2 separate regions of the Homo sapiens genome follow, and region 2 is linked to region 1. Evidence: chromatin contacts called from ENCODE Hi-C or POLR2A ChIA-PET data. All regions are on one chromosome and are shown on one strand. Each heading gives the region's core, a stretch centred on a gene start or an enhancer-like site at or near the end of the contact. The rest is flanking DNA. Distances are from core to core; before and after follow the strand shown.

What was found. A loop is a pair of places that touch in the nucleus more often than their neighbours do. ChIA-PET counts read pairs that join two places held with the same protein, here RNA polymerase II (POLR2A). Pooled maps may share reads with other maps.
Region 2: a map with no recorded cell type shows a loop between it and region 1 (2.2-fold over the local background). The contact joins the enhancer-like site here to the promoter of BFSP1 in region 1. A Hi-C loop is called at or near these places in 1 of 168 maps with a recorded cell type or tissue (posterior cingulate gyrus), 3 of 37 single-sample maps with no recorded cell type and 6 of 50 pooled maps. POLR2A ChIA-PET finds 5 or more read pairs at or near these places in 3 of 52 experiments (H1, Panc1 and activated naive CD4-positive, alpha-beta T cell).

The regions. Positions count from the first base shown.
Region 1 is chr20:17,529,567-17,533,065 of GRCh38, reverse strand. BFSP1 (beaded filament structural protein 1) reads left to right here and starts at 1,687. Exons shown (of 8, transcript NM_001195.5): 1 at 1,687-2,113. The coding sequence starts at 1,737. RefSeq lists silencers at 1,623-1,672, 1,793-2,122, 2,143-2,192 and enhancers at 1,347-1,886, 1,887-2,427.
Region 2 is chr20:17,662,581-17,665,979 of GRCh38, reverse strand. The region is part of intron 2 of RRBP1 (ribosome binding protein 1); the gene reads left to right. Among named protein-coding and RNA genes, the nearest start is that of RRBP1, 18 kb to the left of the region's middle. Within about 2 kb of position 1,741, at least 5 of the 41 ENCODE cell types and tissues checked have a DNase peak (open chromatin) inside an H3K27ac peak, as active enhancers do.

The DNA of each region.
Region 1 (3,499 bases), core at 438-2,937:
TCTAATTTTAAATGGTTTAAGAAAATAGAACAATAACCATGCCACCAGCACAGTTTAGGGCCTTGCAGAGCTTTATTCCAGACGGAATCTATTATCTTGAGGTAATATTTTGGTGTAATAATAAACTCCACAAAGATCTGTGTAATTTTCTTTCTCTATCTTTGATAACTATGACTTTAATTTGTAGTATAATCACACACAATCCATATAGTTAGTAATTATATGGTACTACTAATCCTTTTAAGAAAACAACCCTTTTGATACTTATTTTTAAAGTTGGAGATATGACAAAATATTTACATTCAGAAACATTCTCATCAAGTGGTATTAATTTCTTTTCTTAAATTTACTTTTAAATTTGTCAAAGTCTAGCTATTAATTATATATATATATTTTAAAAGCTTGTCCTTAAAATCCAACTATTAGTTCCATAATAAAAATTAAAATGGAACATAATGGCACAAAATCCTTTATTATTCTCGAATTGAGGGTTGGCCAATTAATGGCGGATCACTTGAGCCCAGGAGTTTGAGTCCTGCCTGGGCAACATAGCAAGACCCCATCTCATTTTTTATTAAAATTTTTTTGTATTACATTTTATGTTAAAAAAAGAAAAAGAAAAAAGCAATCTTTTTTTCTTTTTCTTTTTTTTTTTTTTTTTGAGACGGAGTCTCACTCTGTTACCCAGGCTGGAGTGCAGTGGGGCGATCTCGGCTCACTGCAGCCTCCGCCTCCCAGGTTCCAGCGATTCTCCTGCCTCAGCCTCCCAGGTAGCTGGGATTACTGGCACACGCCACCACGCCTGGCTAATTTTGGTATTTTTAGTAGAGACGGAGTTTCACCATGTTGGCCAGGCTGGCCTCGAACTCAGGTGATCCGCCCGCCTCGGCCTCCCAAAGTGCTAGGATTACAGGCGTGAACCACCTATTACAGGCCCATGGGTGGGGCTCTATTTGTTTTTTCCATTCAAGAAAGCATGTCAAACTCCATCAGAGCATGGGTGAATTATAAAAACATAACCGTGCATGTCTCCTAAGTTATTGTAGGCTTTTATGCACGGGTATTACTAAGAAATTACTTGCGCCACACCTCACTACTTAATGGAGACATGCCATTTTATTTTGCATCCATGGTTAAGAACCTCTGCTATACAGAAGGGTCCTAAACGTCATGTTATGATTATGAAAAAGAATTGCATGCATAACCGAGCAATTGGAAATAAAAAAGACCAAAAGAAAAAAAAAAGAATTGCTTAAGTAATCAGAAAAAAAAAATGGCATTGTTAAAGAGTTCTACAATTGAGTTTGAATGCAAGAGGAGACAAAGTGACAAGCCCTGGGCTCTTGAGCTAGTCCAAGTTTAAAGAGTTCGCTTGGGGATTCCTTCACAGTCCCCAGTGGAACCAGTGAAAAGAGCGTCATGGCTCCCGTGTCCCCTGACCCTCCATTCAATCAAAAGCAACAGGCCTGAACAATCACGGAACAAAAACCTCATTGCCCAGCGTAACCTTCCAACCCCGGAGCTGTATGGGCCGCTAATCCGCCGCACAAAGCGGGCCGCTGCTCTTTTCTTCTCCCGCGCCCGGGCCCAGCGTGGCGCCCAACTGCTGATCGGCTCTGGAACGTCCCAGCAGCGCGCCGGGGGCCTCCGGTGTTTATTTAGCGGGCTGCGGGCTGCGCCGGGGGCCTCCTGGAGAGCCGGCTCGGCGCCGCCCGCGCGCCCGCGCCAGAGCAGCCATGTACCGGCGCAGCTACGTCTTCCAGACCCGCAAGGAGCAGTACGAGCACGCCGACGAGGCTTCGCGCGCCGCCGAGCCCGAGCGCCCGGCCGACGAGGGCTGGGCTGGGGCAACGAGCCTGGCGGCGCTGCAGGGGCTCGGCGAGCGCGTGGCCGCCCACGTCCAGCGGGCCCGCGCCCTCGAGCAGCGCCATGCCGGGCTCCGGAGGCAGCTGGATGCCTTCCAGCGCCTGGGCGAGCTGGCCGGGCCCGAGGACGCCCTCGCCCGCCAAGTCGAGAGCAACCGCCAGCGCGTCCGGGACCTGGAGGCCGAGCGCGCCCGGCTGGAGCGCCAGGGCACCGAGGCGCAGCGCGCGCTCGACGAGTTCCGAAGCAAGTAAGCGGCGGCCATCGGGGGAAACCGAGGCAGGGCGTGGGCCGTCCCGGCGGCGCGGGGCTGGGAGCACGCTGCTACCATGCAGGGGTGGAGCGCCGTCTCTGGTCCCCTGTCGATCGATGACCTCATCCCTGCACGCAGGTGGCACATTTCCTTAAGCTAAGACTGGCTTCTGTTTTGATGGCACGTCACAGTTTACACGAAGTTGTATCATTTACTTTTCATCTATTTTTAAATTTTGGTATAACTTACATGTTATAAAATGCACAGATTTGAAGTGCATAGTTCAGTGAGTTTTGACAAATGTATATACCCGTGTTACCACGAAAACAAGTGAGATATTTCCACTACCCCTGAAAGTTCCCTCCTCCCCTTTCCCAGTCAGTCCCCTTTGCCCCAGACCGGAGGCACCCATTCTGATTTCTATCACCATAGATTGACTTTGCCTATTCTACAGTTCCACAAAAATAGAATCTTACGGGATGTACTCTATTGTCTGGCTTCTTTTGCTCAGCACATTGGTTTTGAGATGTACCGATGTTATTTAATCCTTACATACTTATCTTTACTGCACCTGTTTTACAGATGAGGCGACTGAGGCTCAGAAAATGTAGGGATTTGGCCAGCAAGGCCCCTCAGCTGGCGAACTGCTGTCCCGGGACTGGAATTTAGGTCCTGGGCATGCTAAGTCTAATTGCCTTCATGGCATAGCAGCTGACACCTGGGAATTATGCTCAGTATGTGTCCTCTAGTGTCTTGATACTCAAAGTGCGGTCCATGGACCAGCAGTATTGGCATCACCCGGGAGTTTGCTAGAAATACAGATTCTTGGGCCCACCCTAGAACTCCAGAATCAGAATCTGCATTTTAACAAGCTCCCCAGGTGATTTTCAGTTTAAAAAGTTAAATGTTGACTAAGCAGCACTGGTCCAGGGCATGGTCTCCCCTCCCACAGATTGAGTAATGTGTTAAAATCACATAGGAGCTGTTAAAAAAAAGATGCAATTTGTCAACATTTTTTCAAGTTATAAATGTGTGTGCTCTTTGACTCAGAAGGCTACTTTGAGGAATGTATTATAGGATGCACTCCAGCAGGTGTGCAATGGCATGCCTCCACCAATACTGCAGCAGGTACACTCCAGCAGGTGTGCAATGGCATGGCTGCAAAGATACTCACTGCAACAGGTACACTCCAGCAGGTGTGCAATGGCATGCCTGCAAAGATACTCACTGCAGCAGGATCTGCAATAAGCCTGGAACCAAATAAATGCCCATTAAAAGGAGACAGGTGCTTCCTCCATGTAATGGAATACTATGCAGTGGAAAAAAGTATGTTATTGTCATGTAGTCTTTTAAAAGGGGAGGAGAGTAGAGTTTTTTTTTTGC
Region 2 (3,399 bases), core at 492-2,991, 130 kb before region 1:
ATGGCCATCTGAGTCTGTGGGGGAAGGAAAAGACCAGTCAGGAAATGGTGCTGGGTAATTAAACTGATGGGGAAAGTTTTATCACTGTTTCCTGTCACATACCAAAGTAAATTCCTGGTAATTGAAAACCTGACTTTGAAATGCATTACCAAAGTCTTTTGAAGAAAATAACTTATAAACAGTAAAATGACTTCTGTCACAATGGTTATCTCCAGGAAGCGACCCTGGGTGGCTGGCTTCAGGGGTATAAAGGAGATTTTTCACTCATATGGTAGACATGTCACACTACAATTTTGTGTGACAGCATAAATTTTTAAAACCTAAAAGCATAGGAGTATGGCTAATAATTTGTGGTTCAACTATGTAATATAGGAGTGAAAATAAATAAACCCCAGCCTGGCCAATATGGTGAAACCCCGTCTCTACTAAAAACTACAAAAATTAGCTGGGCGTGGTGACACACGCCTGTAATCCCAGCTACTCGGGAGCCTGAGGCACAAGAATGGCTTGAACCTGAGAGGCAGAGGTTGCAGTGAGCCAGGATCATGCCACTGAGCTCCAGCCTGGGCAACAGAGAGAGACTTTGTCTCAAAAAAACAAAAAGAATAAACCAAAGCTATGTGTATCTATATGAATATTCTCACAAAGTTTAGTCAAAAAATGTTACCAAATAGCACCCAGAACAATGTCACTTACACAGCAATTACCAACACACAAAGTAACGGCTGTATTTTGTTGGTAGAGATAGATACATGTAATAGAAGCAAAAGCAGGTGGAAGTGGTAAGTGGCCCATTCAGGGTGTTGTCCCCCTCTAGAAGGGAGATGACATATATATACATATACACATGTGTGTGTGTCCCCCCCCCACATATATATGTATACACAGGCACATACATATATATATAAATAAATATCTAAAGTGCATATGGCAAAATGTTAGGGTTTGGTAAACCTGGGTGGTAGGCTAATGGATGTTCATATTTTTCTTTTTAGTCTTTTGTATGAGTCATTTCATAATATTTTAAAAATTAGGAGCTGTTGATTCTGATGTAGCCATGTCTGCTAGGGTCTCTGTTTTATTGTCATTCTGTTTTAGTTCTGTACCTTCCTAGCAGGTCACCTTATGCCCAGGAAATGGATCTGGGGGTTGGTTTTCTTTGTCCACCCCTACCCCACAGCTTCTCCAAGCTTCCACACACGGTCCCCCGTGGAGCTGCTGCTTAGTAATGAGACAGAGTCCTGGGAGCTGTTGAGGGTCTTTTCACAAAACCTACCAAAATCCCAGCTGCCAAATTGGACCCAACTGGCTTGGCCGGGCCATGTGAATTAGCAGATATCTTCTGTGTCTAAAGAGTTTGGGGCTTCCTCTTACTTTTGTTCCCCGAATCTTAAGAACAGAAGAAGAGCCATTCTCTCAAGATCTTAGAGGTGGGCCAGTGAGTTCAGTCTGTCCAGCCTCTGCGCAGCCTCCTACATCCTTCCCTCTTGGGGCCTTCATCTTTTTGTCTTACAGTCTGAGTATGTTAGCAATATCGTAGTCCCCCTTTATCTATGGTTTCACTCTTTGTGGTTTCAGTTACCAGCAGAAAGCTGTGGTCTGACAATATTAAATGGAAAATTTCAGAAAGAAACTCTTCCTGAGTTTTAAGTTGCATGCCATTCTGAGTAGCGTCTTGCCTGGGATGTGAACGATCCCGTGTGCAGTGGATTCACGCCGTCTGTGTTACCTGCCTGTGCGTCACTTGGTGGCCCTCTCAGCTTTCAGATCCACTGTCTGGTATCACAGTGCGTGTGTTTGAGTCACCCTTACTTTACTTAATCATGGCCCCAAAGTGCAAGAGTGGTGATGCTAGCATATGGTTATAATTGTTCTATTTTATTATTGTTAATCTCGTACTGTGGCTAATTTCTAAATTAAATTTCATCATAGGTATGTAGGTATAGGAAAAAAATAGTGTATATAGGATTCAGTATTACTGCAGTTTCAGACCCACTGGGGGTGTTGGGAAGTTTCCCAGAGGATAAGGGAGGACCACTGCAGGGAGTAAAAGTACGTATTTGACAGAAGTTTCTGGAATTGACAGAATATAGATCCCTGTGGTCAGACCCTACAAGGTATGGGTGGGCACACATCTGCCCTAACTCTGGTGCAGTGGAGGAAGCCCTAGAAGAGGTTTCTGTTGGGGGCCTCTTATCATGGTGTGGATTTCAGGAGCAAATCTCCCGGAATGCTGATTGTGAGAACCGAATTTGAGAGGCATCCCTGGCTTCATCATTTCTGTGAATCAGGGATCTCCCAGCATGATGTTTACGCCTCACTGAAGCTGACTCTGCAAAGCAGCAGAAAGGTTGTTTTTCATTTCGATTTCTTTGCTGTCCGTGGTGGTATTGCCTTAGCCTTAAATGTTTCAGTGTATTACTACTTAAGACTAGGGCTTTTCATTTTCTTGTGAAAGATTTCTTTTAAAAAATTCTAACTTGGGAATTAGTGGTGGGGATGTAATTTCTTTTTCTGCAAAAGTTGGGAAGACACATTTGTGCTGCTATAAAACATATATTTGTGTGCGTTGCAAAGGAAAAATATTCTCCCGAGTTTGTTTTTCTCGATTCTGGGTCCCAACAGAGAATATGTTTTTGTATTCTGTGTTTGCCTATGTTGAGTAAGATTAAAAGTTCATTTTCCAGCCTTGGCTTTTCTGCTGGAGTTTAGAAGTTGGAAACCACAAGGCTGCACAGAGCCCCACAGTCCTCGGCTGTGAACAGGCCCCGCTTTGTGCGTGGCTGTTCACTGTGTCACGGTCTGCAACCAGTGCCAATCGCGACTCGGTAAAGACCACCCCTCGAGCACATGGTTGTTGGGAAACGATTCGGGGTTTATGGAGCCTCAGTGAGGGTGACCCAGGCCCCTAATGTTCGTTTCTCTAGAGAAGGGGAGTGTTTTAGAGGATTTTTTATTTTTTTTTAAATAGAGATGGGGTCTCACTATGTTGCCTGGGTTGGCCTTGAACTCCAGAGCTCAAGCGATCCTCCCTCCTCAGCTTCCCAAGGTGCTAAGATCACAGGCTTGTACCACCATGCCTGGCCTTAGGATTTTTGAATGTAGTGATTATAATGTGGTGTCCATTTTGGCAGAGTTCTGAGAAATCTTGTAAGTACCCAGAGGAGTTTTGGTTGGTGGGTACCTGCCAAAAAGTGAGGGTTGACTGTACCATGTTCCAGACCTTCTTGTCCCCATCCTCCTACCCACTGAATCCATCCATGGCTGAGCAGGGTGCGATTTCCTTTTTAACACCCAGCTTGAGAGTGTGTTCTCGGAAGGCCAGTTCCTGGTATCCTCCCTCGATGATCAAACGTGAGAGTGCCCTGGCTGTGGATCACACTGTCACTGCCCACGGCC